Regions from separate parts of the Homo sapiens genome. Here regions 1 and 2 are each linked to region 3. A link is a loop called in an ENCODE intact Hi-C map of the cell type or tissue named here. Cell type or tissue: HCT116. All regions are shown on one strand. Links, peaks and the distances in the headings refer to the core of each region. The heading gives the core; the rest is flanking DNA. Region 1 overlaps LINC02778 (long intergenic non-protein coding RNA 2778). Region 2 overlaps TM2D1 (TM2 domain containing 1). Region 3 overlaps PATJ (PATJ crumbs cell polarity complex component).

Region 1 (10,861 bases), core at 4,195-6,694, 1.7 Mb after region 3:
TGAACAATATGAAATCTGGGCACCTTGAAAAAAGAACAGGATAACAGCAATGTTCAGGGAACAAGAGAGATAACCTTAAACTCTGACCGCCGGTGAGCCAGGCAGAACAGAGCCATATTTCTCTTCTTTCAAAAGCAAATGGGAGAAATATCGCTGAATTCTTTTTGTCAGCAAGGAACATCCCTGAGAAAGAGAATGCACCCCTGAGGGTGGGCCTCTAAAATGCCCCGCTACGGTGTGGCCATATTCTATGGTTGAGACTGTAGGGATGAAATAAGTCTCCCATAGCACTCCCAGGCTTCTTAGGATGAGGAAATTGCTGCCTAATAAATTTTGGTCAGACCAGTTGCTCTCAAACCCTGTCTCCTGATAAGATGTTATCAATGACAATGGTGCCCAAAACTTCATTAGCAATTTTAATTTCGCCCCGGTCCTGTGGTCCTGTGATCTCACCCTGCCTCCATTTGCCTTGTGATATTCTATTACCTTGTGAAGTATGTGATCTCTGTGACCCACACCCTATTTGTACACTCCCTCCCCTTTTGAAATCCCTAATAAAAACTTGCTGGTTTTATGGCTCAGGGGGCATCATGGAACCTACTGACATGTGATGTCTCCCCCGGACACCCAGCTTTAAAATTTCTCTCTTTTGTACTCTGTCCCTTTATTTATCAACCCAGCTGATGCTTAGGGAAAATAGAAAAGAACCTACATGACTATCGGGGGCAGGTTCCCCGATAGAGACCAGGGATAGGAAGACAAGTCAAGAGCCTATTCAAATGTTTCAGAGCATATGAGGTTGTGAATAGACCAGAGACTGAAAATGGGGGCTATTTATAAATAATAACCTTCAGGGTTTAGTGTCAGATATGGGGAGCGAGGAGACGGGGAAAGAAGAGATGCCTCGAAAACTTCACTAGGAGAGAAAGAGAAAGTAACAGGTAGTAACACAAACAGTAAAACCCTATAAATCTCTTCTTAAAGAATTAAAATGACAAAATTTCAAAAAATACAGGCACACTTAAGCTTCAGAGCCTTGTTAAATGGGTAGGTGGTGCTAAATGTGAGTGGCAGTGGGGAAGGAAGGGAGATTTTTTTTTTTTTTTTGAGACGGAGTCTCGCTCTGTTACCGAGGCTGGAGTGCAGTGGTGCAATCTCGGCTCACTGCAACCTCCACCTCCTGGGTTCAAGTGATTCTCCTGCCTCAGCCTCCCAAGTAGCTGGGACTACAGTTGCATGCCACCACACCTGGCAAATTTTTTGTATTTTTAGTAGAGACAGGGTTTCATCATGTTAACCATGATGGTCTCGATCTCCTGACTTCGTGATCCGCCAGCCTCGGCCTCCCAAAGAGCTGGAATTACAAGTGTAAGCCATCGCACCTGGCCAAGGGAGGGAGATTTGGCTTCCAGGCAGAGCTCTTCTGTCTGAGTCCTGATGACACCCCCATTGTAGATAATAGTGTCCATTGTGGGTAGATAGCTCACTCTGAGAGAAACAAACCTGTTCTGCCAGAATGCCTTGCCAGTGGCTTCTGACTTACCTACACCTGCTCTATACTGGAATCTTAATTTTCAGGTTGGATCTACCCAGCAAAAGTACTCAATTACAAAAATGCTGGAATCTCATCTTTAACTCAAGGCATTATGAAAACAAAAGTATTACTGACAATGAGTGAACTCATTCTCTGAAATTCTAACAGCTTGTATAATAGCTAATGTTTACTGAGAGATTCCTTTGTTCCTGGCCCTGTACTAAGGGATTTATGTATAGATTGCTAATGCCGTCTTTGCTGTAATATAAGTTTGAGTTTAGGTGTCCATTCTCCTCCCAAATTTGTTTGCTGCAATTCTCCACAGAATTCCCAGCTACCATGGGACCAAAAATAGGTCCATTGGTTATTTGGGCCAAAATGTAATAGAACTTTTATGGCTGGAATGGAATGCAGTGTGGTATAATGATAAGTGTTTGGGGTTTTGAAGTTATGGAGAACTGGCTGCAGTTCAGTTCAGTTCAATTCAGTATAAAAGAGAGACTCTGAGCCACTACTACGGGAATTTTAATATACATGTATTTATTATAAGATAAGTACTGTGCATGTGAGGAGGTACACAAAGAAGAATGAAGACACAGTATCTGCTCTTAAGGACCCTATAAGTTATTGGGAAAAGATGGCACATAAATGGTAACTTTCAAAATAAATTGAGCAATATTAAGATAGTGATAAAGAGCTTTCTCTGGGGTCATGGAGAAGGAACACTTAATGCAGCCAAGATGGTTGCTGACCTACATCTTAAAAGGTAAAGAAGACAGATCAGCCAGGAATGGTGAGTCTCAAATTCCAGGCATAGAGATTATTATGAAAAAAGACACAGAAGAAGGATACATCATAGATATATGAAAAATTATAAACAACATAAAATGAAAAGCAGGGCAAAAAGCAGAGCATATTGATGATGTGAGCCTCACAAAGTTCCCACACCTTTCTGAGTCCCATTTCCTCATCACAAAATGATTATAACATTTAACATTTTAAACAATGTAACATTTAACATTATAAACAATGTCCACGTCATTGGATTTTTGCAAAAATGAAAGATTAAAAACCAACCAAGTACCCAAAATTGTGCTTATATCAGAAATTTCAAAGTGGGTAAGATATTTCACAAAAACACTTGCTCTATGGGATGCTAATGTATGCTTTATTTTAGGTTCTATGGTTAGTTATGATTCGGGAGACTGGAGTTGAACTGAGTACAAACTCTGAGCAGATTTCTTTAGAACTAAAGCTTTTAATATACTGTTTCACCGTGAACCTTTAAGGACATGAGAGAGAATATTTAGCTCTTCCAAAGCTTTTTTTCTTTTTTTCTCTAACTGAGCACCCCAAGGGACTCATGTTCCATAATCACACTGGGAAATATTGGCCAAGACTGGACCAGCATATAGGATGCTTCGGTCCATCTGACTCTTAGCTTCGGTCCATCTGACTCTTACCTTTAGAGGAATACTGTTTTATCAGTTCATATCAGTTCATCATTTTATTTGATGGCCAGAGTTTTTTCTAACCCATGACAAGTCTAAGTCTATGTCAACAATAATTCATATTAATGAAGGGTTCTATGTGTTGAGGTCTTTGGAGAGTTCCCTTTCAATCCTTTAAACAGCTGGTTCATGAGAAGGGCCACACTTTAATCCTTGACCCCTTAAGTAATTGAACTACCATCTAGATCATAACCTACCACATTATAAGTAAGGAGGCAGACTGATGTGATGGCTCTGAGTTTCGCAGTGATGGAGAAAATCACTTAGATGCTCTTCTGGGCCTCAGTTTCCAATACTTAAAAGAGGATGTTTGTTACTGGTAATCAGCAACCCTCTAGGATTCTACAACAGTGTCATATCATAGGTCAACCTAGAGACTATCAATCTGAAACACTGAATTTTATAAGGTAGGAAGCCATGGCTTAGAAAACAGAATTTCATAGTTCCACGTGGATTCTATATTCTGTAATACCTGGGCAGGAATGGAAGGAGTCCAAGCAAGAGTGGATGAGCCAAGTGGAAGAACAGTATTTCCAGCTAGCCTAAGATTCTCTGAAAGAAAATAGGGCCTAACAGTCGGCATGTGTTAAATTGAGTTGACGAAGGGAAGTGGGACTGGGAATACCTGGAAGAAAGTTATTTGCTTGAGTGAAATTCATTCAATTCAGACGACTTCCTAATCTCCACCCAGAGTTCTTCCAAAGCTATAGACCTGTATATCCAACCCAGAAGACATCTCCACCTACCGATTCAACAGACACCTCCAACTTAATGTGTTTGAAAGAGAACTTGTGTGTTTCCTCCTCTACATATCTCTGATATGGAGTTCAAGACAGTTCCCAGAGATGCTGGCAAGTCTAGGAAGGCAATTTCTTCCATCAGATTGGGCAGTCCTGAGAGCCTTCATCTAAAAGTGAACAGGAAATATTTACCAGGGACTTGGCATTTCCTTCGTCTTCAGAGCTTTCACTTGTGCTGTCTTATTTAACCCCCAATAAAAAACAACATTAATAATTAGGTGGCATTATTCTTATTTTTACAAATTATAAAAGTGAAACTTTGATGGAGTAAATGGTTACTCAAGCTTACACAGCTAGTTAAGTCTGGGAGCTGAAATTCCTACCTACACTTGACTCCTTGACTCCAAACCCTGCATTCCTTTGAGTAGGCTGTCTCCAGCACTGAGAACATCAAAGAATTGGTGCAGATGATGCTAGAGCATAGGGTTGCTGAGCTCTGTTCCTGGGGAGAGGCTGTTTCATGCTCTGTGTTGTGCTGTCTGTCATTAGTAAGCATCGTAGAAATGTTCATTGTCACTAGGAGAGAGTCATGGAACTATTGGGCAGGGAAAGAGATGTTAGGATACAGGTTCAGCAGCTGTCACATGTAATATATTAGGAGGATTTTACTTCCTGTACACATCACTTGAGCAACACACACACAAACACATACACACACACTCCCCACTGTAGTGCTTTCTCTCTCTCTCCCTCTCTGACTGGTTTCTGTGGAAAAAATGTAGAAGATATATTTTAAACGTAAAATAGAGAGCAGCTCACATTTTATTGATAACTCTCATTCACTGAGCACCTATGGTAAGCTTGTGCTCTATAAGCCAACCCAACCTAATTCTCACAGCATTCCTCTGAAATGGGTATTATAAATGGTATTTTGGAGACGAAGAAACTGAGGCACAGAAAGTTTAAAAATTGCTTGAGGTCACACAGCTAGCCAGGGTGCAGGGCTAGGAGAATGAGAATGCAAACACAGGTCTGTCAGGCTCCAAAGCCCAGGATTTCACCAGGATACTTGGCTGCCTCAGCAGGCTCACTCAGTGTGGTGCTGGGTGGACAATCTTGCCAAGAAGGCTCCTGGTGAAGAAAATTATTTTTTAAAATTACTGTTCCTTCCATTGTGTAAAAGTTACCATACACACAGCTCAGCTAGGAAAGTATATATATATATATATATATATATATATATATATATATATATCTCAAAGAGAGCTCCTATCCCTTCCCCCTGGAGCAGACAAAACCTCTAACAAATGCTATTTCATCCTGGTTCACGTGAGAGTTGTATGGGGGAAGCATGGAACATTTCTTGCTGCCAAAGACAAGTCCCAGAATTCTCACATCAGTGCTGCAAGACTGACACCATGTGGCCAAGTCAGCCTCCCGAGGCCCTCCCTTAACCACCTCCCACAGGTTGGAGGCTCACCAGCCTTCTCAGACTTTCTAAGGAAGGCACCTGAGAGGATAGGACAGCAAAGAAAGAACCAACCACCAGGGTGGGGAGCTGCTGGTAGAGTCTATTAGCTCTCTACAGAAGGCAAATACTATGCAAGTAGCCAACTACAAAACTAGGCTGTGGCACAGGAGAACAAGAAACTAGACTTTTTTTTCCCCTAACTTCTGTATTTATTTATCCCTTACCTTGTTCCAAATATACACAGGCAACTAAAAAGATGCTTTGAAGTTCCACTAGGTAATCCATTTTATAATTTGGTGGGCAAGATGAAGCAAGGAGAAACAAAATGGTAGAAATAAAAAAACCCCACACATTTGAAATGAAACAATCTAAAACATGCATAACTAGAAATGCAATACAAGGATTGTCTCTACATCTTCTACATGCCAGTGGGAAGGATGGAGGCCTCATGGTTAGTCTGAGATAAAAACAAACCATGAGGCAATGAAGAGCACAACTGTTCCTCATACTACTAGCAGAAAAAAAAATCCTGAAGTCGTTTTAGAGAGGGCAGGATGTAAAGGTCATGAATAATGTCAGTTCACAGATAAGCATAATTGGCCCAAATGATCTTTTGAGCTCAGCAAATCAGAAAGCCTGAACACTTCAACTCATCCTCTACTTTTGCATTCTTAAAATAATACAAGCTTTTTTTCTCATTATTTGCTTTGACTTTGTGTGTGTGTGTATAGAATGTTTTGTGCTTCCCCTTTAAATGATTGTCGCCAATTAGTTTTGTTTGTCTAAAATGCGATAAGATTCCATTTTAAGAAGTCGATGCTGGGCTTTTACTGAGGAACACAATAAATTAATCATTAAATCAATTGTATTGATTGAAGCTTGCAAGACATGAAAAATTGCAGAGCAAGGAATATTTCCACGAAGAGGTAGGAAAGGACCTCAGCATTCTGGGGGAAGGTAAATAAGTATGCTATGATAATACTGTTTCATTTCTTCCCTGGGATATGAGCTTCATTTATCAACTCTACAATAAATATGGTGACCATTTAATTTCAAACATTTACCGTAAATAATAGCTTCCATTTATTAAGTGCTCACTAAGCACTCTATTCTATGCTTAGTGCTTTCATACATTATGTCACGTAACCCTAACAATAAATCTGGTTGGAGCACATCTCTATCCCCATTTTGTAGAAGAGAATACTGAGGCTGATGCGCATGAGTAACTTGTTCAGAGTGACCCATCTAATGAAAATGTCTGGCTTGGAACCCACTTCTGAGTGAACCGAAAGCCCATGCTCTTAACACTGAATTCTATCTTAAATTAATAAACTAATAGAGAGAGAGGCTTGAAATTCTGCAGCATGCTTCCCTACCTTTTTTCAGGGCTGCTCGTGCCTCCTCAAAGTGTGCCAACAGTGTAAGGAAATAGAGTTTTGGAGCCAAGATTAGGTTTTATTTGGAAGAAAATGAATATTGGTTACCAAAGCCAAGGCAATGAGTAGAGTTGCAGGGTAAGAACTGAGACACCAAAAAGCACCCAATGCAAAATGCTTAGATGAGAGCCAATGGACATAAACACCAAGGCAGATAGGAGGCATAGGGTGGGGGTGGAGGGGTGTGTCAGAGTGTTTTATTATTCACATGAAGTGGCACAAAGAGCCTTTGGCAGAAACTGCCAAGGACTTTGGGCATATACAGGCGTAGTTTTCAACTTTCGAGTCCATAGCATGTACCTTAAGCACATCATTTAAGATTCTAAGCCTCAGTGTCCTTATGTATAAAATGGGAGCAGTCAGATCTCCCTCAAACTGCTGCTGTGAGGTTTAAGTGTGATAATGTATGTGAAACTCTTAAAAGGGAACATCTGGTACAGAGTCCGTGGCCAAAAAGGATGGCTCCTTTCCCCCTCTTTTACGCTCCCTTAGCAGAGCCTCTTTGAAGGAACTCCTGTACTGGACTTGGTAGAGGAGTGCGCCTATCCCCAGCTTTTCCCAACAGACCGCGTTGGCTTATCTCTTAACACCCTAAACAGCAGTCCCTCAAGAAGGTCTCTCTTGGCCTGCTACCTGTGACCAGTTACAAAAGCATAATCTGCTCGACAAGGATGAGGAGGGAAAGTGAGAGTGTTGATGGCTCCAACACTCTATTTCCTTCCACTGTGTTGACACACTGTGAGGAGACATGAACAGCGCTGAAAACAGGTAGAGAAGCATGGAAGTGAGAGATTAATGAAATAGCAATGCAGTGTTCATCAGGATGATGCCGATGGCAGGGTGTCTGCTTTATCACCAGACTCTCTGCTCATTTTCATGGGATGAAGCAGTCTGTTTTCAGAAGACCGTCTTGATTCTTAAAGAAGCAAAGACAGATGGGAACCTACTCTGGTCTGTCCTGCCACCTTCTTTTCTGGAAATAGACCCTCTTCCATGCTTAGTGCCAGAAGTAGACTTCTTTTCAGGATAATTTGCATGGAAGAACTCATTCAAATGGAAGAAGAGGCACTATGACTTAATGAAATACTCCCTCCACCAACCCCCACCACCCACACACGTACAAATCAAGTGAGGCTTTATTTTGCTGGGCAATTTCTTTCGACGGAAGTAGACTCATTGGCCAATTTAAAATAAAGGTGGTTATTTATTCACGCCACCACCTCTTGAAGAGGCCAGAACTAAAAGGAGAAGAAGAAAAGTCTCAATTACAGTTGCAGCAGCACTTAACGGCTTGCTGAGTATTCAGCTGAGATTTGAGCTTGAAATTCTGGTACCAGACACAGTTTAGGATTCTAGGGAGGAACAGGAAATGGCCTAGCTCAGAGTATTCCTTTTCACTTATTGAGTCCATTTATTTTATGGTTCTGACCACATGCCAAAACCATTTGGAGTCTTCAAGAGTTTAAATAGCAATGTCCAATTAATAAGGCATAAAGCCCTGCAGCTTCCTCACCCCCATGCATTTAGACAGCCCTTCTCCGTTCTGAATGTCTAATTGATAGGAGACACTTGCAGGCCTGTGTTTCTACATCTATGCTGAGGATGAGAGCAGTTAGAGTGGCTTCCAGAATGGGTTCCTCTGCTTGGAGGCATTTCCCAACCCTATACTGAGCAGTCATGTCAAAAAGAATGACAGTTCCTCATGGACATTGTGTCTGTGGTTGGAATAGGATGAAAGTTCTGGTAGTTTTATTTCCTTCTGAGACATTCTGGAACATTTTAGCAATGAATTTGTCTCCTGGCTTTTTTGAACTAAGAACTCCCCACATATTATTTTCATAATGAGACATTCTGCTGAGGGACTAATGAAATAGCATTGCAGTGTTCAAAGTGACAGTTAAAGCTGTTGTTTTTTTCCCAGCGATGTATTCATCCTTTGGAAATGATTATTTTTAAAAGTTCATGTTTAGATTTTATATTTTACCTTTACTTGAACAAACTGGAAAATATCTGTGTAACAGCTTTGTTCTAAGAATATTCAATTATGTTTAATGGGAGAGTCCATTAAACTTTTCCCGATTTGTTTTTGTTTTTTAACTGGTTTTAGATGATAACAGGTACTCACCACCCAATTTAGAAATAATAATAAGGTCTCTTTTTTTTTGGCCAAGTCTTTTAGTTTTGTTGGAGGGAGGAAAAGGATCTACAATCTCTTCCCTCTATAATTTGTAGATTATACAAACCCTTGTGCTTTTAATAGATGGTTCCTCATTAGACAGCACAACAGAATAAAATAACTGTCCATTATTATCCTTGAGGGGCAGGGCCAAGTTTCCCCCAAAGACATTATCATATCAAACAACTGCATTAAACGCAATGTGAAACACAGGCTTTATGGGAAACCTTTGGATTTCTCCTTCCTGCCAAAGGGGTTCTAAAAGATGAGCCCCTTTGTTATGGATGGCTCTGGCATTCCTCTAATAGGTGTACCAGATGAAAGATGACTAAAGACATTCCAGATGGAAGAGTTGGCTAACAGCAGCACCATAAATACCTGATGGATATACAAGCCTCTTGGTGTGAAATATGGTCTTTGTTCTGATTTACACTTTTACTACATATTTAAAAGAATGCTACATTTGTCAGGTGGGGGGAACGGGCATTTAAAAAAACTTTAGATTTGTGGAGAGAGGTTAAAGAAAGCCTCTTTCTACTCCTTGACTGAACATTATTATGTTTTCCTCATCAGAACCACATCTTTCTCTCCAGAAACTATCGAAAGGGGACATCTTCATTTGCCTGAACAGTTTTTTTTTATTTGCTAGAGATGGCAAATTTCATTCTTCCACATTGATTCTGAAAAATTTTGTTGGATGAAAAGCTGTAATGTTGTGAAATAGTATTGACCTGTGAGTCCAGATATAGGACTCTTTATTTTCATAAAACTCTGTGCTTACTATTGTTTCACTGTTGGCAACAGTGCTATGCCTGGGACTTAGTAGGGCTCTTAGTAAATATTTGTTGTTAAACTGAGCCTCGGTTTTCTCAGCTGCAAAATGGGAGCTAGTAATATCTGCACCATAGGGATTCAACCCCCATTCCATGAGAGCCTCTGGTGCTGTACTCCGTGCTCAGCACTTGGTTCAAGAAACCTATAGGATGGAAGGGAAATGAGTGACACCTATCAACACACATGAAGTTATCATGTATCACTTCAAAGCTTGAATTCTGAAGTCAAGCAAACCTTAGATCAAATTCCAGCTCTGCCACTTACTAGCTCAGTGACCTTGTGAAAATTATTTAACCCATCTTGGCTTCCAATTGTCAGTCAGTGAAATGTAATAAGAATAGTTCCTACTTTATAGGGCTACTATAAAGATTAAATAAAATGACGCATTTAAAACTCTTAAGAAATTGCCTGCATATAATAAGTACTCAATAAATCTTAGTCAGTATCTTGGCTGTACTTAATAAAACCAAGTGCCTAGAATGAACTCTTCACTACTTTTCCCTGATCAAATCATATCTGGAATAATATTTTTATTCTTGGATATCACAATTTAAACAGATGTTGGTACATCCAAAAAGTAATCTCTGAGAAAATGAAAGGTTTGGAAATTATGTCATATGATAAAAACGGTGGAATGACCGAATAATTTGGTTTAAGAAAAAAACCCATCACTATAGACATATTTGAAGAGAAATTCAAGTCTTAAGGAACTTTTAAGGGCAAAACAGGCACCATATGGCAGGGAGGTAGACACTTCTATTTAGAAGAGAAGTTTCTGATACTTAAGGCTTTCTGAAAATTGAATTTTCTGTTTCATGTAGAAATTAATCCCCAACCACTAAAGTTAAGAGAGTAAACATCTTTTCTGTGACATGGATGCAAGCATAAGGTAGAAGATAGGATTTTATTCAACCTGAAATATTGTGTGACTCCTCATCAGTATTAGAGGTCTGACTGTCCTAATATTATATATTGGATGGCAAAAATCCAGGGACATCCCGACTCTCCAGCTACTTAGTGGTAAATGTGTGCTACAAATTCATTCTGCTAATTCCATTCCATTTTTAGAAAGTCATCACTTTACCGCAGGCTTCTCTAAGTGTCCTTCCTCATGTACAAGGCCAACTTCTTCACATTTCTTCTCGATTATGTTATTTCC
Region 2 (10,861 bases), core at 5,413-7,912, 150 kb after region 3:
TTACAGGGATGAGCCACAGTGCCTGGCCAATTTAAAATTTTTAAGTATTTTAAATAAATTGTAATTTCTATTAAGAATTCAAGGTTAAGGAATTTAGGCATTTTTATTTTAAATGATCACTGCCTCAAAAAAAATTCTTAACTACGTAATACAATGTTGACTGCAATGAAAGTAGTTATAGACAAAATCTAAAATTCAATTTTTTGCTGGGTGCGGTGGTGTGTGCCCATAGACTTAGCTACTCAACAGGCTGAGGTTGGGGGATTGCTTGAGGCCAGGAGTTTGAGGCCAGCAGAGACAACATAGTGACATAGTGAGATCCCATTTCTACAAAAAAGAAAAAAAAAAATCCCATTTTACAACTAACCTTACTTAGTCTTTCTTCATGGTTATGAAAAGCAGTGGTCCTACTTATATTAGCTTTTTTTTTTTCCTTCATAGTGCTAATTATAAATCTGTTAGCCTCGGGGATTTGTTTATTCATTCATTTCAGTCTTCCTCTGGAATATACATTCTTTTTTTTTTTTTTTTAGGCGGAGTTTCACTCTTGTTGCCCAGGATAGAGTGCAATGGTGCGATCTTGGCTCACCGCAACCTCTGCCTCCTGGGTTCAAGTGATTCTCCTGCCTCAGCCTCCCAAGTAGCTGGATTACAGGCATGCGCCACCATGCCCAGCTAATTTTGTATTTTTAGTAGAGACAGGGTTTCTCCATGTTGGTCAGGCTGGTCTCGAACTCCTAACCTCAGGTGATCTGTCTGCCTCGGCCTCCCAAAGTGTTGGGATTACAGGCGTGAGCCACTGCGCCTGGCCTGGAATGTACATTCTTAAAGGCAGAGGCCTTATCTGTCTTAGGCAAGTTGGTATCCTGAACAGAACCTGACAGTAAGACTCTGATAAATATTTGTCATATGAATATCAAAAAAAACTAGAAACAGGCTAAATGTTCAGTAGGGAGGAACTGTCTAAAAAAATTAAGGTACAGTGCGTAACACAACAGAATACTATGCAGCCATTTAAAACAATCACATAGAAATATGTTTATTGGGAAAGTAATGTAATAACACCCATAACAGAGTAAGATGATAAATTTAAGAAAATCTAGATACTTTGCTACAGAACACTTTCTTAGGGATGCTTCACAAAAATGAACATGAGAGGTTTCTGCTAAGATAAAATATTGGATAAGGGAATAATATCTTTGTTTGGAACTGGTAAATATTACCTACTCCTGGAGTAATACATTTAAGGAAACTAGAGAACAGATCAGAGATAATATTTAAAAGTTTAAGGAACTAACAAATTTATAGTGACAGAAAGCAGATAAGTGCTTGCTGGGGAAAGACGGGGGCAAGGAGAGACAAGAAGTAGAAATTACAAAGGGGCATGAGGAAACTATTGGGTGTGACAGATATGTTCTTTTTTTATTATAGTGATTGTTTCACAGGTGTTTACAAGTGTCAAATTTATCAAATTGTACATTTTAAATATGTACAGTGTATGTCATTGCATGTCATTTAGGTCATTGTATGTCATTTTAATGTATGTCATTTATAACTCAATAAAGCTGTTTTAAAAAATCAAGAGGCTGGGTGTGGTGACTCACACTTGTAATTTCAACATTTTGGGAGGCCAAGGCAGGAGGATCAGTTGAGGCCAGGAGTTCAAGACCAACCTGGGCAACACAGTGAGACCCTTGGAAATAGTGAGACCCTGCAAAGGAAAGAAGGAAGGGAAGAAGGAAAGAAGGAGAAAGGAAAAGAGGGAAAGAAAAAAAGAAAAGAAAGAAACTCCTGGAGTAACACATTTAAACTTACCAGTTCACTGTTAAAAAAAAAACTTGAAGGTTTAATCATTACAGTGACTTACAGCATATCTTACTCCAAACGTGTGATGTTAACTATGGTCCATCTATTTCTAGAAATTTAAGGCAAAGGATGATTTTAGTAATGAAGTTTCCAATAATGCCATCTTAAACTTGTTTTAGGTTTCCAAATATAAAAATACTTCATGAACACAGACAGGAAGGGCAATAAGAATTAAACGAGATAAGATACATTTGATAAATGTTAGCCCAGCAACTACTTTTGTTGTCACTATTTCTGCTACTACAGTTATTATAATCAAAAACTTCATTCATTCCTGAGAGGTATGAGAAAAAAAAAAAAATTTAGGCCAGGTGTGATGGCCTGTAATCGAAGCATTTTGGGAGGCCAAGGCAGGAAGATCACTTTATCCCAGGAGTTCAAGACTAGCCTGGGCAACATAGTGAGACCCTGTCTCTACAAACAATTTTAAAAACTAGCCAGGCATAGTGGGTTATGGGGCAGGGATAGGGTGGCATGCTGCTTCAGACAGGCAGGTTAGGGAAGACTTCTCTAAAGAAGTGGTCTAAAAGGAAGAACATCCTTGGAAAATGGCACAAAAAAAGCCAAAGCCCTGATGTGATTACCTATTCTTCATGGATTAGCAGTTAAAGATATAACTTTAGAGGGACTATACTTAATATTCTCTCTTTTTCTTCTTTCTTTCTTTTTTTTTTTTTTTTGAGACAAGGTTGCCCCGGCTTTGTTGCCCCGGCTGGAGTCCAGTGGCACAGTCTCAGCTCACTGCAACCTCCGTCTCCCAGGTTCAAGTGATTCTCCTGCCTCAGCCTCCTGAGTAGCTGGGATCACAGGCGTATGCCACCATGCCTGGATAATTTTTGTATTTTTAGTAGAGACAAGGTTTCGCCATGTTGGCCAGGCTGGTCTCTAACTCCTGACCTCAGGTGATCCACCTGCCTCGGCCTCCCAAAGTGCTGGGATTATAGGCATGAGCCACCGCGCCTGGCCAATATTCTTTTTTATAAACAAATTGAAGAAAAAGAAACTATGACATTCTCAAGTTTATACTAACATGCTTTGTGAAGAGGAATACATTTCGGAAATATGAAATACGCTGGATAAAACCTCAGCAGACAATTTTCTTTGGGCAACTAATAGTACCATGCAACTAATGAAAAAACTAAAGGAGTTTTTATTAAGGTAATGGATGAAATGATGGGAGTGTTTGGGAAGCAGAAATACGAGAATATTTATCAATTTATGCAACAAATATTGAGCATTTACTATGTGCCAGGCAATGTTGTTGGCACTAAGGACACAGGAGTAAAGAAAACAGATAAAAGGCCCTGCCCTAATGGGGCTTCTGTGTGACAGATAGTAATCAAAGATAAAATGTTAGGTAAGTGAATGTTTTGAGGAAAACTAAAAGCAAAATTTTTAATTATTTCTGTATTTTAATAGTTATTAACTTATTGCCGCCATGTTATTTCTGTACTTGCAACATTATTCTGCTATATGTGGGGGAAAAAGTCATCTAATGTCCTTACATAGTTCAATCTTATTTGTGTATTCTCAGGTTGTGGGAGAATCCTCTGTGTGATCCTCTGTGAGATGTGTGATCTCATCCTCTCTTAGGATTTTTAGCTGGCATCTATTTGTAGTTGATATATGGAACTACATTTTCACAAAGAGTCTTGTCTTATACCATTTTTATATCTCATATGAGATGTCTTGTAAGAAACTCAAGTTTAAATTCATAAGAGATTAATCATCCCACCCCCAGCCCACCCCCAATCTGCCTCTTACAATCGTTTTTGGGTTATATTATTGTAGATGTCCCATATTAGATACTCTGTTATCATCTATTTTAGCATCTTAGCTCTTGGGTTGGGACCAAGGACAAAGCTGTATATAGTGCTCAGCACAGAATTGTTGATTTTGACTATAGAGCTAATAAACAGGTGATCCTTAGGAAAAAGAAATATATAAGATAAAGGTAATTGGATTGCTAATAAAATTTTGCAATTTTACAACAAGAGCAGTGTTTTTTCCTGATTTTTTTTTTGGCATGACAATTTTTATATTTTAACTCTCCAAATGTATAGTAAATTTTGGGTCACATAATGTATGAAGTCTAAATAAGTAATTAAGGATTTTAGGACTAAAAGATGTAACTCTGGTGTACTGAGATTTAAGGATTATTTCCTTAGGCCTTTTCTCTTAGAAATTTTATTAGATTATATTGAGGTTTTTTTCAGTTACTAATATTTATTTGTTAAGGGAATTAAATTATTTTTTGGCATTTCTGTGTAGAGGGTTCCTTTAAACTCTTCTCATTTTCAAGTGAAGATTTGATTTCTTTAAGTGTTACTTTTATGTTCTTGATATAAAGAGTGTGATATATATATATAATAATGGTTTATTGGAAAATGGAGCAGTTTGTTAATATTTAGAAGACCTTCCAGATTATAAATGACTTTACCTTCTTTTCTAGGTTTGTTAAAGTTTTGCACTGTAGGGTTTTGTGGAATTGGGAGCCTAATTGATTTCATTCTTATTTCAATGCAGGTAAGTTTCTCAATCTAGAATGTAAACTACTTTTACATTCAAAATTGAGTTCTGTGATCTCCTGTTCTATTTAAAATGTTTAGTATACGAGGAAGCAGAGAAGAATGGTTGTTTCCATTTTTCTTCATGTACTAGATCTAAGGAATCCTGGTCATGTTTCCAACTAGCATTTCTCAAACTGTGCTCTACCAGTTAGTAGTTCTCAAAGACATAAGAAGTTCATTAAAAAATATCCCGTGCTCAAATATGATTTGTAAATGTGAGTTCAATTGAGTTAAAGAAGTTTCTTTACTGAATAAGTTCTCAAAATCTTTTTAATATATGTTGTCTCTAAGAGGGATTGTGGTTATTTTTCAAACCCGTTTCTTTTCCTCATAGTCACTGTCACCTTGTCAATTACCATAAAAGCATTGATAGGATTCTGTTATACATATGGGCATTGTGGAAGCAGAGACAAGATTTTCTTTTGCACTGGACAGGCACTCCATACTAGTATTGTGTTGTTTGCAAATTACAGAAACTGAAATCCAGCTAGCTTAAGCTAAAAAGAAAAAAAAAAGGGCGTTCTTTAGAAAATCTGAGAATGTAGAACAGATATGTATAAACAAATGATATACATGTTTAGGGCTCTCCTGATAACTCATCTTGCTTTTCTCCATAGCCTTATTTTCTCCTGCTGCAGTGGGACTGGGGGCGGGCATAGTTTGTGAAATGCTGTCCTTAAACATTTAAAAGTGCCACCAGATGTTTTCTGTTAAATTATGTAGAACTGATTGTGGTTAACTCATGAGGATTCTTAGAGAAAGAGATGAATTTTTCACAACAAATGTTGACAAACAGCATTTCAACAAGCATTTATGGAGCACCTAACGTCTTTAGCAAGTGTGTCAGTTGCATTTAGAGCATCATCTGTTTTGCTCTGCTTTCTCATATAGTATTTCCACTCTTCAATTCTGTCTGCTTGATGTTATCATTATGCTTTAAAAGAAAGTCACAATCTAGGAGATTTGGATACCATACTGTGAGGAGGAGGCAGCATATGGACCAATAAGATACCAGAATTAAACAAGGAAAATATTTGGTTTTAAAGTTGGAATTTTCCTGTCTGTACTCGTAAACATATGCCTAACCAAATATCCTGCCTTCTCTAACTGTGGGACAGGCAAGCAGGCATGAAGAGGCTAAGGTACTTGTGCACATATGCTTAGAAATGAGCTTCTCACTTTCAGTGAGGATCCAAGGAATTTAATATATTATTGGGATTCTTTGAGTTAAGATATCCAGAATTCAAAGTGTCTTTGAAACTGAACCATTTAGTTAATATTTTCATGCTAGGTTCTTTCTTTGGTGATATTATTGAATTGTAGCTTTAGTTATATCAAATTATAGAGCTAATTTGATTCAGTCACTGCTTTCTGATTCATTTATACCTGAACTTTTTACAATAAATAGTTTTTTTGAGACAGGGTCTCACTGTGTCACACAGGCTGGAGTGCAGTGGTGTGATCTCAGATCACTGTCAACCTCTGCCTCCTGGGCTTAAGCGATCCTCCCACCTCAGCCTCCCAAGTAGCTGAGACTACAGGTGTGCGCCACCATACCTGGCTAATTTTTGTATATTCTGAAGAGACAAGGTTTCCCCATGTTGCCCAGGCTGGTCTCCTGAGCTCAAGCAATCTGCCCACCTCAGCCTTCCAAAGGGCTATTATTACAGGCGTGAGCAACTGCACCTGGCCTCTAGTTGTTTAACTTAAAGATCTTCTGGGATTAGGAGTCGATCACATTAAGAAATTATTGAGGTGTAGAGTTAGAGTGTGTGAACATCTGCAGTAAATTCCCCTAAATAAGACATTTTCACAGATATGATCAGTTTAGACTGCTTTCAAATTGAGGGAGATTATAATAAATCCATTTCAAGCATAGCCAAATAAGATGGGTAGCCTTATTCTTCATGTCATTTAACATATTTAACATTTGATGTTGACATCATCAGTTTTAGAGGAGAATTCCTGGGCTTAAGCGATCCTCTCATCTCAGCCTCCCAAAGTGTTGGGATTACAGGCATGAGTCACTGTGCCTGGCCCTGGCTCATCTTTTTGTTTATTTTTCTTTCCTTCCCCATTCTTGCCATGACTTTCTCTCTTTCTTTTTTTTCTTTTCTTTCTCTTTCTTTCCTTCTTTCTTTTCTCTTTCTCTTTCTTTTTCTTTCTTTCTTTCTCTCTTCTTCCTTCCTTCCTTCTTTCCATCTTTCTTTCTTTCTTTTTTGCCATTAAATATTATTTTCCAGTGAGTAGCAATGTGTTTCTGTTGGACTGTGATCCCATAAACGTATCGGGCATGGATTCAAGACCTATAAAAACATACTGTAGTCTAGTTATAGTTTGTCTTTGAACAGAAACAATACAAAGTATAATGCCCATATTGCTAAAGTAAGCTTTACATGTTGCTATGTTTCCTGAAAATACTTTTATGAGTTTGTCTATTTGTTATTAAACTTTGGAATTTTCTATCTTTTGTTCCTAAAAATATACAGATAATATGAATGATGATGCATGGCATGAAATAATACATAGAATACAGTCCAGAAAATCTAAATCAGTGATACATGTATAGCATACCATCTTTCAGCTGTGGGTAACTATTGTATATATAACTACTATATATATATATATGGTTATTCATAAGGTAGTTTTGAATATTTAAAGACACTCATTATTTTGTGCCATATATATATACATATATATATATATATATATATATATATTTTTTTTTTTTAAGTTTTTTTTGAGATGGAGTTTTCGTCGCCCAGGCTGGAGTGCAGTGGCTTGATCTCGGCTCACCGCAACCTCCACCTCCTGGATTCAAGCGTTTCTCCTGCCTCAGCCTCCTGAGTAGCTGGGATTACAGGCACACACCACTACGCCTGGCTAATTTTATATTTTTAGTAGAGACGGGGTTTCTCCATGTTGGTCAGGCCGGTGTCGAACTCCTGACCTCAGGTGATCCACCCACCTTGGTGTCCCACAGTGCTGGGATTATAGGCATAAGCCACTGCACCCAGCCTCCTTATATTTTTATATATGTCATGAAGGATAGATTAGATAATACGAGTTTTTTATCAGAAAAATGAGATTGTTTTGATTATATTTAAACCTCTTTCCTCATTCACACAATCTGGACTTTTTTTTTTTTTTTTTTTTTGAGATGGAGTTTTGCTCTTGTCGTCCAGGCTGGAGTGCAATGGTGTGATCTCAGCCCACTGCAACCTCTGCCTCCCAGGTTCAAGCGATTCTTCTGCCTCAGTCTCCCAAGTAGCTGGGATTACAGGCACGCACCACTATGCCCGGCTAATTTTGTATTTTTAGTAGAGATAGGGTTTCACCAATTTGGTCAGGCTGGTCTCAAACTCCTGACCTCAGGTGATCCGCCCGCCTTTGCCTTCCAAAGTGCTGGGATTACAAGTGTGAGCCACCATGCCTGGCCTGGGCATTTTTAATTATACCAAAATCACTGACGTATATTCTGCAAAATAAAAAGAAAATAAAGTCTCTTATATTAAGTGGAGACAAACAGCCACGAATCAGAAAGATGAGGATATGTGGAGGGAAAATGGAAATAAGTATTACAATACAGAAAGTTATTGGAAGTATGCTGGGTTCTTTCTTTGTCACAATTTTTTAAAAATTCTGTTCATCATGGAAGAAATTGCTTTTACTTTCATTCCTATTAATATGACAGAGTGGATTTCCTTAAAGAACTAATAACCATACAAGCAGCAGAAATTTAGCATAATGTCTGAAACATTTATGAATTTTATAAATACATTTAACAGACTGGTAAAGTATGTTTCATGAGTTTGATATTTATTATAAACCACTCTAACACTGGGTTATATACTGCTTTGTATTAGTTTTTAACTTTTAAACAATGGATTTGACTTTTCACACATAAATTTTTTGAGGAAAAATGACTTTTATTAATCTGCTATAGTACCAGTTATGTTAAACAGAGTATGCCCTTAAAAATTTTTGCTGATTTGAAACTGTATGCAGTATGCCTTATACAAAGTGTGGCTTTGTGCCTAGTGCAAGCAAGATGAGATGCAAAATGTAGTTTTTAAAAAAGTGATTGTTTTTATGTAGGACCTGTTTTAGTCCATTTGGGGCTATAACAAAATACTTTAGACTGTATTATTTCTTTTTGTTTTGTTTTGTGTTTTTTTTTTTTTTTTTTTTTTTTTGAGACTGAGTCTTGCCCTATTGCTCAGGCTGGAGTACAGTGGCGCAATCTCGGCTCACTGTAATCTCTGCCTCCCGGCTTCAAGCGATTCTCATCCCTCAGCCTCCTGAGTAGCTAGGATTACAGGTGCCAACCACCACACCTGGCTAATTTTTGTATTTTTAGTAGAGACAGGGTTTCACCATATTGGCCAGGCTGGTCTTGAACTCCTGACCTCAAATGATCCACCCACCTTGGCCTCCCAAACTGCTGGGATTACAGGCATTAGCCACTGTGCATGGCCTAGACTAGATTATTTCTAAACCATGGAAAATTACTTCTTATAGTTCTGGAGGCTGGGAAGTCCAGTATCAAGACACCAGCAGGTTCAGTGTCTGGTAAGGACTCTCTGCTTCATAGATGGTGCCTTCTATATGTGCCCACATGGTGTAAAGGGTAAGGTCATTAATCCCATTAGTGGATGGTGGAGCCCTAATGACTTAATAACTTTCCAAAGGCCCTACCTCTTAATACCAACACATTTGGGGTTAGACTTCAACATAGGAATTTTGTAGGGACACAAACATTCAAAACATAATAGGGCTAAATTCCTGAATTGCACAGTGTCACTTGAGAGGTAATGAATAAAAATGAAAGTTGATATGATAAACTATACATTATGGCATCAGTGGAAATCGGTTTAGTGAGCATCAACTTAGGTATGATAACATGGGGTCCTTGCCCTAGAGGAACCTATTATCTTTTCCAAGAATAGTCTGATAATAGATTCCATTTATTTTTAGAAACAAAATATTTCCAGATGAGTGCCTATAGTTTCAGCACTTTGGGAGGCCGAGGTGGGAGGATCACTGGAGCTCAGGAATTTGAGACCAGCGTGGGCAACACAGTGAAACTCCTTATCTACAAAAAATTTTTAAAAAATTTGCCAGGTGTGGTGGTGCATGCCTGTAGTTCCAACTGCTCAGGAGGCTGAGGTTGGAGGATCACTTGAGCCTGAGAGATCGATCAAGGTTGCAGAGTGAACTGTGATTGTAGTACTACACTCTAGCATGAGCAACAGAGTGAGACCCTGTCTCAAAAAATAATAATAATAAAATAAAATATTTCCTTGGGGGCTGTAGACCTAATAAACACTTTTCTTAATTTTTATCTTTTAAAAAATCTTTGCATTTTACGAACATTTTTAAAAGCCTAAGCTTTTCAGTTTAGACCAAAGTGTGGCCAAGGCTATGGAATCACGTCTATGTGAGCCAGTTTGTTTGGTCAAAGACATAGCCTATGCCTTTTTGATCAAAAGAAGGACTAAAAGCATAATTGCCATAAATCTACTACCAATGCTGGAAAGGTGGTATACTTGATAGTTTGCTAGATGTAGGACAACAATATATACAAACAGAAGACATTTTTTTATTTTTATTTCTGAGATGGAGTCTTGCTCTGTTGCCCAGGCTGGAGTGCAGTGGCACGATCTCAGCTCACTGCAACCTCCACCTCCCGGGTTCAAGCAATTCTCCTGCCTCAGCCTCCTGAGTAGCTGGGATTACAGGCATGTGCCACCGCGCCCAGCTAATTTTTAGTAGAGATGGCGTTTCACCATGTTGGCCAGGCTGGTCTCAAACTCCTGACCTCAGTTGGTCTGCCTGGCTCAACCTCCCACAGTGCTGGTATTATGGGCATAAGCCACCACACCCAGCCACAGAGGAGTTTTTTTTTTTGGGTGGCGGGGGGCGGTGGGGGGACAGAGTCTCGCTCCATTGCCCAGGCTGGAGTGCAGTGGCACGATCTTGGCTCACTGTGACCTCCGCCTCCTGGGTTCAAGCGATTCTTCTGCCTCAGCCTCCTGAGTAGCTGGGACTACAGGCATGTGCCACCGCGCCCAGCTGATTTTTGTATTTTTAGTAAACACGGGATTTCACCATGTTGGCCAGGATGGTCTCGATCTCTTGACCTCGTTACCTGCCCGCCTCAGCCTCCCAAAGTGCTGAGATTACAGGCGTGAGCCACCGTGTCTGGCCACAGAGGACATTTTATAGACATCAAATCTTTCAGATAGCTCCCTGTATCATTATTTAACCCTGGTGTGATATATTGGGAAAATAAATTGGAAAACCGAAGTGACTGATCATTTGAGTAACTTTTACTCTGTCATGTGACCTTAATTAGGTAGATTTCACTTAGTTCACTTACCCTGTGGGTAGATTTTTTTTTAGTGCCTTTAAGAGGATTTTCA
Region 3 (10,861 bases), core at 5,540-8,039:
CAGTGAAAAGACACGAAGTAGAGAATGTGACATAAAGAGGAGACAGAAGGAATCAACAAGAAAAGTGTCATAGGTAATAAACTGGCAAATGCATCAATAAGAGGCATTTAGGAAATAAGAACAGGAGATATATACCAAGAATTGTTCTAATATTTAACATTTATATGCTTAGCAGTATTACCCCAATAAAGAAACACAAGGTGTAACAAAGACTTAACTACATTCAAAATGAAGAATATCTTTTGGGTTTGTTTGTTTTTAAAAAATTTATTCTGTATGTAACACTCAAACTTTTAAAGACATCAAATAACAGGATAGGAATTTAAAGACCACACAGCAGGATGGCAAAGAGATGGATCATAGTTTATTTCCTTTGATAATTTTGACTCTTACTGTCAACTGAGTGTATTACATATAAAGTTGGTCAACTAAACTCATGAGAGGAAATATGGTTAACTCATAGAGTCTCTTTTTTCTTTTTTGAGACAGGGTCTCACTCTGTCGCCCAGGCTTGAGTGCAGTGGCACAATCACGGCTCACTGCAGTCTCGACCTCCTGGGCTTAAGTGCTCCTCCCACCTCAGCCTCCTGAGTAGCTGGGACCACAAGTGTACACCACATTCAGCTAAATCGTTTTTAATTTTTGTAGAGATGTGGTCTCCCTGTGTTGCTCAGCAGATCTCAAACTTCTGGGCTAAGGGATCCTCCCACCTCAGCCTCCCAAAGTACTGGGATTACAGGCATGAGCCACTATGCCTGACCTAATTTATATAGTCTTAATGGTATGTTATTAAAGTTCTAGGCTGTGTTGTATAGTTCACCACACCAAAATACCTGCTCTACAGCTGTATTACAGAGGTCCTTCACAAGGATGAAATGATTCCAAGGAAGGACTAGCAAAACAACTTCAATCAACTCTGAAATAGAAAGTACTCTACAAGTGAAAAGAAACAATCTACCAACCAACAAGTTCAATGCTGTACCACATGTCACTACAGAACTAGGCTTTCAGCTTCATTCCACAGATATGTATTTTTATTTCAGTAAGAGAAAGTATGTTTCAAAGATAATTTTAAAGGGACTACACACAAATTTCTGGACAACATGAATAGTTAGCTCTGTAATATTGGATAAGAGAATTATTCCAACTTAATAATGGTCAACTGAGGAAACTATGAAACAGCAGGTAGCCAGATATTGGCTTCTTGAAAAGTATACTCTTAAATGTGGCCATTATTATTTGAACTAAGGAGTATTAAGTTAAAATCTAAATTAATTAACAGCTAAATTAATCTTCAAAGCAACATCTCAAGGAAGTTGCTAAAATAGAGAATGCAGAAAGAAACCATTAAGTTTAAAAGGGAGACAGCTGGCCGGGCATAGTGTAATCCCAGCAATTTGGGAGGCCAAGGGGGTAGGATCGCTTGAGTCCAGGAGGTCAAGACCACCCTGGGCAATACAGTGAGACTTTGTCTCTAAAAAACATTAAAAATAAATAAATAAAAGGGAGACAACTATTTCATTCTGGAGGTAGGCAAAAGGAGGAACTGGGTACAAAGAGGCAAAGGAAAGGTTCTTTTATACACACGTACACTCACACACAGATTTGTATACCTTAAGGAAAAAGGAAAACAGTGATCGGCACAAGCTCGGTGGCACAGCTAGCATGAATTAAAATTTCCGTTGTGAGTAATGTCAGAAAACAAGAATTCCAAGATTTTTAAAAAGCAGAAAAGATATATAAGAGACAGACAGAATGAAGGCAGATATTCAGCCCATTAGTGTTAAGATGAGTGTGGATTAGAAGAGACAAGTTTTGAGACCTAGCCCGGTCCCCACCTGGATGTGTAGAGTTTCACGAGTGTCTTCGTTTCTCTGAGTCAGTTTCCTCACAAACATAAAATGAAAAAGTTGGATACATGAGTTATGATCCCTTCTTTCAACTCTAAAATCCTATAACTTAATTTGACAGAGTATCTTGACTCAAATTTGTCCCTAGTTTCTATCCAAACATTCACAAAACCACTATAAAAAGTAACGAAAGACAGAAGTTAATTCAAAACACTGCATCAGCAATGAAATTGATGTACATTTTGGTCACAAAACTCAAAAAGGGTATTTACTATAAAAAAAAACAACAAAATACATATGACAGCATGTCTCCTTTTTTGATAAGATATATCTTAAAACACCTCTTCTTTTTCCTTTGCCATTTTCAGAGCAACAGAAGCCATGTCAGGAACCATTAGCTGAATTAAAATCACGAGAACAGTTCTGGTTTAAAACAATAGGGTATAATTAATCATTTCAAAAGACTGTCTTCTGATTTGACCAATAAGCTAAGCATTTACTTTTGGGAAAGAGAAATAAATGTGTTTATAGTGAATGCAAAGTAATAACTAATTGATTCTAATGAATAATGAGCAAGCTATCTTATCTAACATCTAACTCCATTTTTAACTATTTTATAATATAGCAAAGTATTACACTAATCATACCAATTACCACAGCACCATCATGTTCAAAATAAGTGCCCACAAAGTACATTCAGTCCACTCAAGATAGATTAAACTGATACGGTTCCTGGCTCCTTGTGTCTTATTACTTCCTAAACACTATTAGGCAGTAAGAATAGATTTTTCCACACATCAGACATAGAACTAAACAGTCCCAGAGCTGCACAGTAAGCACAGCACAGAAAGCAATAAAAAGCAAAATGGAAGAGAAGTGGACAAAGGAACCTGCTAAAAGATCAAAATATATTCTTAAGAGGAACAAAAAGTACATAAGCTTGCACATACTTTTATCCTATAAAGCTTAGTACTTTAAAAACCTATTTTAAGCACCCCAATATTTTAAATGGTTTAAGCAGGAGTCCCATGGAAATCACTTCTTGAAGACTATTCCTTTCTCATAACCCTTCTGGTCTCCTGTTGAATAACTTCTTTCTGTATTAGATACATTCCTTGGATGTTTCATCTCTTGAAAATTTTATGTTATGCTGGAATTGTTTACATGGTTACCAGTCAGTCCTGGTCCAGGACTTTTGCTAGTTGTAAGGAAAACAAAACAAATCATACAACTATCCTTTATCTAAAAGCCCCATCATCTTGCTGAAATGCCTAAGGTTCCACCAGGCAGACAGTAGTACCCAAGCACTAAAATTACATTAGTTGTAGCTGGGTGCAGTGGCTCATGCCTGTAATCCCAGCACTTTGGGAGGCCAAGGCGGGCAGATCACTTGAGACAAGGAGTTCGAGGCCAGCCCGGCCAACATGGCGAAAACCCGTCTCTACTAAAAATACAAAAACGTTAGCCAGGCTTGGTGGTGCGCACCTGTAATCCCAGCTACTCGCGAGGCTGAGGCAGGAGAATTCCTTGAACCCAGGAGGTGCAGGTTGCAGTGAGCCGAGATAGCACCACTGTACTCCAGCCTGGGCAACAGAATGAGAATCCCTCTCAAAAAATAACAAAAATTACATTAGTTGAAATGTGAATATACTTAACACTACTAAACTATTCATTTAAAAAGTTATGATGGTAAATTTTATGTTAAGTGTACCTTACAATTTTTATAAATGTAGAATATGAATTTATAAATAAGAAATAGTCCATTATCTTCCAGAAAAAAGTTGTATTAGTTGAAACTGTATTATGATGCAGGGAAAGTACAGACATATAAAACTTAAAAGCTTTGCAAATACTGATTTTGGAATTTAATTTTCCAAACAAATCACTGTCAACTTAACCTAAGCACAAATACTAGCCGAATGATAGTGATCAAGTTGTTTAATCATGAAGATTTGAGTTTCTCATTTGTAAATGGAAATAACAATAGTACAGATTTCACAGTTATTAAAAGCATGTAATGTGCTTAGTCCATAGAAATCGCTTCATAGTAATAACTTCTTTTCCATCATAATTCTCACAGTAATAATAACATTATTATTATATTAACATTACTATTATTACTATGAGAATTATGATGGAAAAGATGTTAAAAGGACATATGGGTTTGAGGAGTTTCCATCCGATTTACTGCCTTCTAAATTCAACTGAGCATATGTAACTTAGACCAACAGTGCTATCATCTGCTAAACCCCTCACCTCGTGGTGTTACATTCAAATATTAAAATATGAAAACACAGGGTTGAATCTATGCCCTCCAGATATGCAGATCTATAACCTCTTGAATGCATAAAGAAAGGCTCAGAACAGCATGGCATCCTCAAACTTCATTCTCCCTGAGCAGACACTGTAAGATTGGAGCCATCTCTAGACTGGGAGATTGTCTGACAACACAGCCACGTCAAAGTCACAGGATGCCCTTCATTCTTTAGAAAAGATTCTGCAGTGTTTTGCTCTTTTTAATCCTTGAAAGGTCAACCAGTGTTGATATACAGCACACAATATGTAGAAATAAAACTTTGCTAACTTTGAAACTGTACAGGAAAAAGGCCAAGGAGTCCTGCTAGGAAATGCAAGGTAAAGCATACAGTTTATACTCTCGGGTGACAAAAAATAAATAAATAAATAAAAATTATGTCAGTGAAGAGCTTTGGCCAGGTGAGAGGAGTAAAGGCAAGGGATCATAAGGCTTCAAGAATAATCTGAAGAAAAGCTTTTAAAATTATATTAAGTATGTTTCTCTAGAATGACAAAATAACTAGAAATTTCTATCACCTTTCAGTTGAGCCATAATTATGAAGAATTAGTATTGTTTTTGGTCTACAGACTATACCTGACAAAACCACAGACTCAGGAGCTCAGCTCCATTTACTAACTGGGTGGTCATGAGTGAACTCCTTAACCTCAGCATCAGTTTTCCTTATCCATAAAACAAGGATGATTACAGGACCTACAGCCTGGAGGTTGTAGAAGATTTTATCAGTCAATATACCTAAAGTGTTTTAAACAATTCCTGACACAGAGTACAGTAGTCCCCCCTTATCTATAAGGAATACGTTCGAAGACCCCCAGCAGATACCTGAAACCACAGATAGTACCAAGTCCTATATATATTATGATTGTTCCCTTACATACTTACCTGTTGTATTAGTCCATTTTCACACTGCTCTAAAGAACTACCTGAGACTGGGTAATTTGTAAAAGAAAGGAGGTTTAATTAACTCACAGTTTCGCATGGCTGGGGGGCACCTCAGGAAACTCACAATCATGGTGTAACGCAAAGGGGAAGCAAGGCACATCTTACACAGCAGCAGGAGAGAGAGAGAATGAGGGGGGAGCTTCCACACACTTTTAAACCATCAGATCTTGTGAGAACTCACTCATTATCATAAGAACAGCATGGGGGAAACCATCCCCATGATCCAATTACCTCCCACCAGGTCCCTCCCCTGACACATGGGGATTATAATTTGAGATGAGATTTGGGTAGAGACACAGAGGCAAACCGTATCACCTATGATAACGGTTAATTTATAAATTAGGCACAGTAAGAGATTAATAACAATAATAAAAAAAGAACAAGTATAACAATACACGGTAATAAAATTTATGTGAATATGGTCTCTCTCAAAAATAGCTTAATATTTTCAGACTGCAGTTGACAGTGGGTAATTGATGCCATGGAAAGGGAAACCTCAAAAAAGAGGGAACTGTAAGCAGTACGTAATTGTTAGCTATTAAACCATGTGGCCATGTTTTCCAAATAAAAAATCAGAACACAAAGTTTTCAAAGGATTTTTCATTAAAATAAATAAAATTTGAAAGTTAAGGAAAATATTAAGCAATTTAGTTACAAAAGAAAATAAAAACATGAAATCAGGACTAACTTATTAATTCTGGGTTATTCACTGTGGCTGGAATGTCCAATCCCTTACTGTCCACACAGCAGACCTCAATTCCCCCTGGGGCCTCTCTGGATCCCAAGAAATAACACTCAGAGAGTCTTTTAGTCTTACTTTCACCATTGCTAAAATTATAACATATTGTACAGAGCTGTTGCCAAGTCTGTTCTCTTTATTCTGTTGTAATATATGCTTATTTGTCCGCTGTCTGTCTACTCCAAATTGAATTTAAACTCCATGAGGACAGACTTCATCTAATTTGTTCACTGCTAGCTCCCCAATGCCTAGAACAATACCTGGAAGAGGAGATGCTCAGCAAATATTTATTATATATAGGAGTATACCTTTTCATTTTTATAGTCTCCATACTGGCTCGTATCTTTTAAAGGTGAGAATGAATAACAAGCACAACAAATCTGTACCCAGATTCTATCTTTGAAAATCTTCATTATCATTATCATCATTTTTCAGTAAATATAATAGGAACACTGATTATTTTGAGTTAAGAAAAGCATAGGCATTTATATGCATTTTTTTTTTTTTTTTGAGACCTGATCTCACTCTGTCACCCAGGCTGAAGTGCAGTGGTGTGATCGCAGCTCACTGCAGCCTCTGAACTCCTGGACTCAAGCCTCCCGAGTAGCTGGGACTACAGGTGCACGCCACCATGCCTGACTAAGTTTTTTTGGTTTTGTAGAGACAGTTTCACTGTGTTGCCCAGGCTGGTCTTGAACTCTTGGCCTCAAGTAATCCTCCTGCCTCAGCCTCCCAGTGTTGGGATTACAGGCATGAGCCACCACACCCAGCCTATATTCATCTTTTTATTTAGTCCTTGTAATCTTATAAAGCAAATATTACTTCTATTTTAGATATTATCATTTTAGTAAACAGAGAATAAGAAAGACTAACAAGCTTGCCAAAGTCCCAAGAGTATATCCAGAATGCAAACCTGGACGTTTGGGAGCTTTCTGACTCGTAAGCTAGTCCTCTCAACCATACCATATGTTCAGTGCTGTACTGATAAATGTAATATCAGATTAAAATAAAATACAGAGGAAAGGGCTGAAAGGGAAACTTGAGCCCTAGAAATGGTGTGTAAAAATCAGCCAGTCAAGTCAATCTGCTTTCAAGCATCATTCACAGACTAGATGTTTGGTACCAGAAGGAGGCAGCACCACTTCCTGGCACTCACTGGGAAAGCCTGGCTTTTCTGGATCACTGCCTGCTCCAAATGACACTCACAAACAAGGTGGAGGAGCACAAATCATCACACCTTGAACAAACAGATTTCCAATACCTACTTGTTAATCTGATTCAATCACTCTGGCACACTCTAGGAAGGGCTATGACTTTATCTACTACCATGGTTCTTAATACTGACATCACACTCAACTGGGAACTCCAGAACACATCCATTGCTACAGGTAGAAGACTGGTGATGAAACACCTCTGGGGACCGAGTTTCTTCTTTCGATTAACTGTTCCTATTCCTTTTTTTTTTTAATAGCTGTTCTGTTTTTTAATTACATGAGGGACAGATGCATAGCCAGGCTGATACCCACTCACTTCCTGGATATCTTGAGCACTTTGCAGGAGAGATGTGATTACCAGTTATGGCAGTAAATCTGAGCACCTTTATGGCCACATTTTAGCTCTCCATGGCCATTCCAAAAACACTAATATTTATAGTTTGGCCACGTCTGAAACACTCACTAAAGGTAATACAGTAGATTCACCATCTTCAGGATCCTCTCCTCCTCAACAATGCCTTCAAGTATGAAGCAGAAACTGTCATGGATAAACACGTGTTAAAAGGAAAGCTACCCTATGAGAAAGCTGACAAGCATTTGCTGCTTGCCTGTTATTCTCTTTCGCCCCCACTAGACACAATGGGATTTTTTGCCACATTCGTATTCCAGAGCGATGAAATCCCTGCAAAGTTCAACATCAGGCCTGACTTAAGATCTTTGAGGCCTCCTGCTAACTTTATCCCCCTGCAGCTGCCTCACTAAGGCAAGCTTTTGATCTGTACTATCTGGATTTCAAGCTGATATACACACAGCCTCTTTGATCTCTTATTAAGTGGCTTCTGGTCTCCTGATGCCTTTAGTCTTGCTGCACTGAGGTTTTTGGAAGTCAGTCGTCATCCTGAGCACACTACAAACTGCACACACCAGGAGTGGGCTCCCTTCATTCACCCACTTTGCAGGCTTGAAAAGCAAAACTTAAGCCATGAGAGAATTTCCCCAGTAGCCACAATCAATCCACTCCATGAGCACACCACTAAGAATTATTTTTCAAATGAAGCAGCTTAAAATGATTTAAGGGATACAGAACTTTCCCATAGAGGGAAAGGAAGCAAATCCTCTGTGAAAAGAAATCTTCAGCCCAGTTGGCACTGGAACTTACAGTACTTTGATGTTAATAAAAATAAATGTGGATAGGAGTCAGGGATGGGCAAAAAGTAGCCTTTATCAGTTCCCCTAAGTTCCGTTAAGCAAAAAGTGACCTTTAAATGCAGCTGTGTGGTTTGTTCAACAGTAAGGCATATGATATATCTGCAAGACTACAGATACTGCCATTAGTAGCAGATTGACTGCATTTTGCTTAGTACCAATATCTTATATGGGTGACGTGGACCCAAAGAGCTCCCAAAAAAAAAAAAGGCAAGAGAAAAAAAAAACCTAGATGTCAGTGGCCATGTTATAAGATCCCTTGAGCATTAATGTGAAACTGTATAATAACTTATAGTACATGCCTATCCTTTATATTTTAGATTCTGGAAATAATATGGTTACATACCTGACTTTATAGTGTTACCACTCTATATACTATTAATGTGTTAAAATTATATCAATACCTATCAAATGCTAAATCCTACATTCTGTAAACTGATTAGCTAAGATGAACATGAAGACAGTAGGCTTGCACAGGCTATTGAAAACTATATACTGATATTAGCATTTACTCAAATTCTCAAATCTCTTGGTAAAAATTAAAGTCCTAATGCCCTCCCCCCAACCCCACCACTTTAAGCTAAATTCTCTAATAAACAAAAGTAAAACAAGATTAAAATTTGTGGAAGAAGAAATAAATAAATAAAATTAAGTGGAAGAAATAGAAATAGAGTTTGGGGCACTAATATCATAGTCTGAATATAAACACTTTATGCCCACTTAGCTACAAAGGCCAATAAATTAATTACCGCCATATATAAAGTTGAAACAAAATTGATAGTTATATATTGCTATCACTTAATCTGTCCACATCATAGAAAACCATTAGCAAATTCATGAATTACACACCTGCTTACACTATCTTCCATGAGAATTATCGGAATAAAGAAATAACTCTACATAAGAAAGGATCCATTTTAAGTGGTCTAAATATATTTGAGTCTCACAAACTTAAATGCAAGCTATTTGGTAAATATGTACCAAAATTTAAAAGATACAGTATGCTCTTCTGATGAGTAATTCCACTTCTAGGAATTTATCACCTACCTATTACAAGATTTATTCCCACCTTTTAACAAAAGAGTATCACAAAAATATCCACTAAAGCCTTACTTAAAATGCCCACCAACTGGGTACAGGAGGCTGATGAAATAAATTATTGTACATCAACAATAAAAATACTATGTAGTCATTAAAAAGAGGTAGCTCTATAAGTACCAAAATGAAAGAGCATATAATTTTAAGAAAAAAAATACAGAGCCTTTAAAGTGTGTATGATATAATCCATTTATATGTCAAAGTTTTTTTAAAATTAAATAAGTACTATTACTTATATAACCATGTATATATAAAATGTTTCTGGAAGGATGGACAAGAAAAACCAAGGTTTTTTACCTGGAAGAAGTAAGGGATTATGGTCAGAGGTAGATTTACTTGTCACAGGATATCTTTATACACCTTTGAATTTTTCTGCCATATGTATGTATTACCTATTTTTAAAACATTTTCAATGTGCTCAGAAAGTCATTCTGTTGTGCATAGGGTAAGGAAAAAGACAACTTAAAGACATACATGAAATGTATACAATCCCGTCCTACAACTTTTATAAATCTTTTAAAAAGAGAATTCTAACAGAGTTAATAGGCAGTCAAAACTACACACTAGATTTTTTGCACAAATACTAAGGCATACTATATTCAAGACTCAGTAACACTGCAATATTTTATATTTTGGTTTTATAACCCATTTCCTCTTTTAAGAAAAATTAATAACTGTCAATTTTTATAGGGAGAAATATTTCCACTATTCTTTTTAATGAGTCGCCATTTGACTTTGGTTTCGAGCAAATTTTTAAAGCATTACTAACAGTATTTACATATGAATCACCTCCCAATGGCTATGTTATTATGATTTCTATTTTTATCTCTCTCAGACTTTGAGAGAGATAAAAATAGTGTTTCAAAAATATCAGCTTTGGCAAAAATTGAGTCACTCAAGAGGGGAGAGGAATGAGGAATAGGATGTAGGAGGGAGGAGAATTATTGGTTAATAAATTTTATCTTCTAAATCACTGAAATTCAAAAAGTACCAAGGATGGCAATATCATGGCTAATGTTCAAAAATTAGCTAATGTCAAACATTTCCAGTGAATTATAATCATGAGGGGTTATTCAAAGTTCAACATAAATCAAAACACCAGAAAATATCTACTTGCCATGTTTAATTTATAAGGTCAACTGAAGGTAAAATCCATACAGTTCTAATTTTTTTTCAAGCTTTTTGGTAGAAATTAAAAATTACAGACTCTTGGACTACCTAATCATTGTTTCATTATTGAACATTAACCCACAACAAATTACTTGCACTAGTTTAGGATTCTTAAATTTGCAATGATGGTCTTCTGAAGCAATAAAACTAGCTCTTACACAATGCATATGAGCACACTATATTAATTTTTAATACCTGCTAAACTTTCATATAAGCATGAAAAATGAGAATACTATCTAGTAGCTTAGTTTTTAAGATATGAAATTTTTCACAAGCTGAAAAAACAGAAAGGTCTTCTGTAATAAGTTTACTGTATGGATGCCCTATA

Evidence for each region. Hi-C counts contacts between places; a loop is a spot of excess contacts. Peaks named below come from ENCODE experiments on the same cell type or tissue, not always from the same donor. Only the 100,000 strongest peaks of a DNase experiment are listed, where the experiment ranks them.
Region 1: a loop joins it to region 3, with 3.0 times the contacts of the local background. A loop is called at or near these places in 9 of 110 quality-filtered maps.
Region 2: it touches region 3 in a loop (2.1-fold over the local background); 6 of 110 quality-filtered maps call a loop at or near these places.

Annotation. Positions count from the first base shown.
Region 1 is chr1:60,151,406-60,162,266 of GRCh38, reverse strand. The region is part of intron 1 of LINC02778 (long intergenic non-protein coding RNA 2778); the gene reads right to left. It overlaps LOC107984963 (a long non-coding RNA gene), which reads right to left. Exons shown (of 3, transcript XR_001738092.1): 3 at 3,462-3,952. Among named protein-coding and RNA genes, the nearest start is that of LINC02778, 42 kb to the right of the region's middle. In HCT116, for the core only: a CTCF peak has its summit at 5,244 (motif pointing left); a DNase peak (open chromatin) is centred at 5,196.
Region 2 is chr1:61,688,228-61,699,088 of GRCh38, reverse strand. TM2D1 (TM2 domain containing 1) reads left to right here. Exons shown (of 7, transcript NM_032027.3): 5 at 4,319-4,392. Among named protein-coding and RNA genes, the nearest start is that of TM2D1, 31 kb to the left of the region's middle. In HCT116, for the core only: no CTCF peak of the experiment used is centred there; a DNase peak (open chromatin) is centred at 6,445; H3K27ac peaks cover 1,010 bases.
Region 3 is chr1:61,839,214-61,850,074 of GRCh38, reverse strand. The region is part of intron 17 of PATJ (PATJ crumbs cell polarity complex component); the gene reads right to left. It overlaps MIR12132 (microRNA 12132), which reads right to left and starts at 4,000; the gene lies at 3,899-4,000. In HCT116, for the core only: a CTCF peak has its summit at 6,975 (motif pointing right); no DNase peak of the experiment used is centred there; H3K27ac peaks cover 876 bases.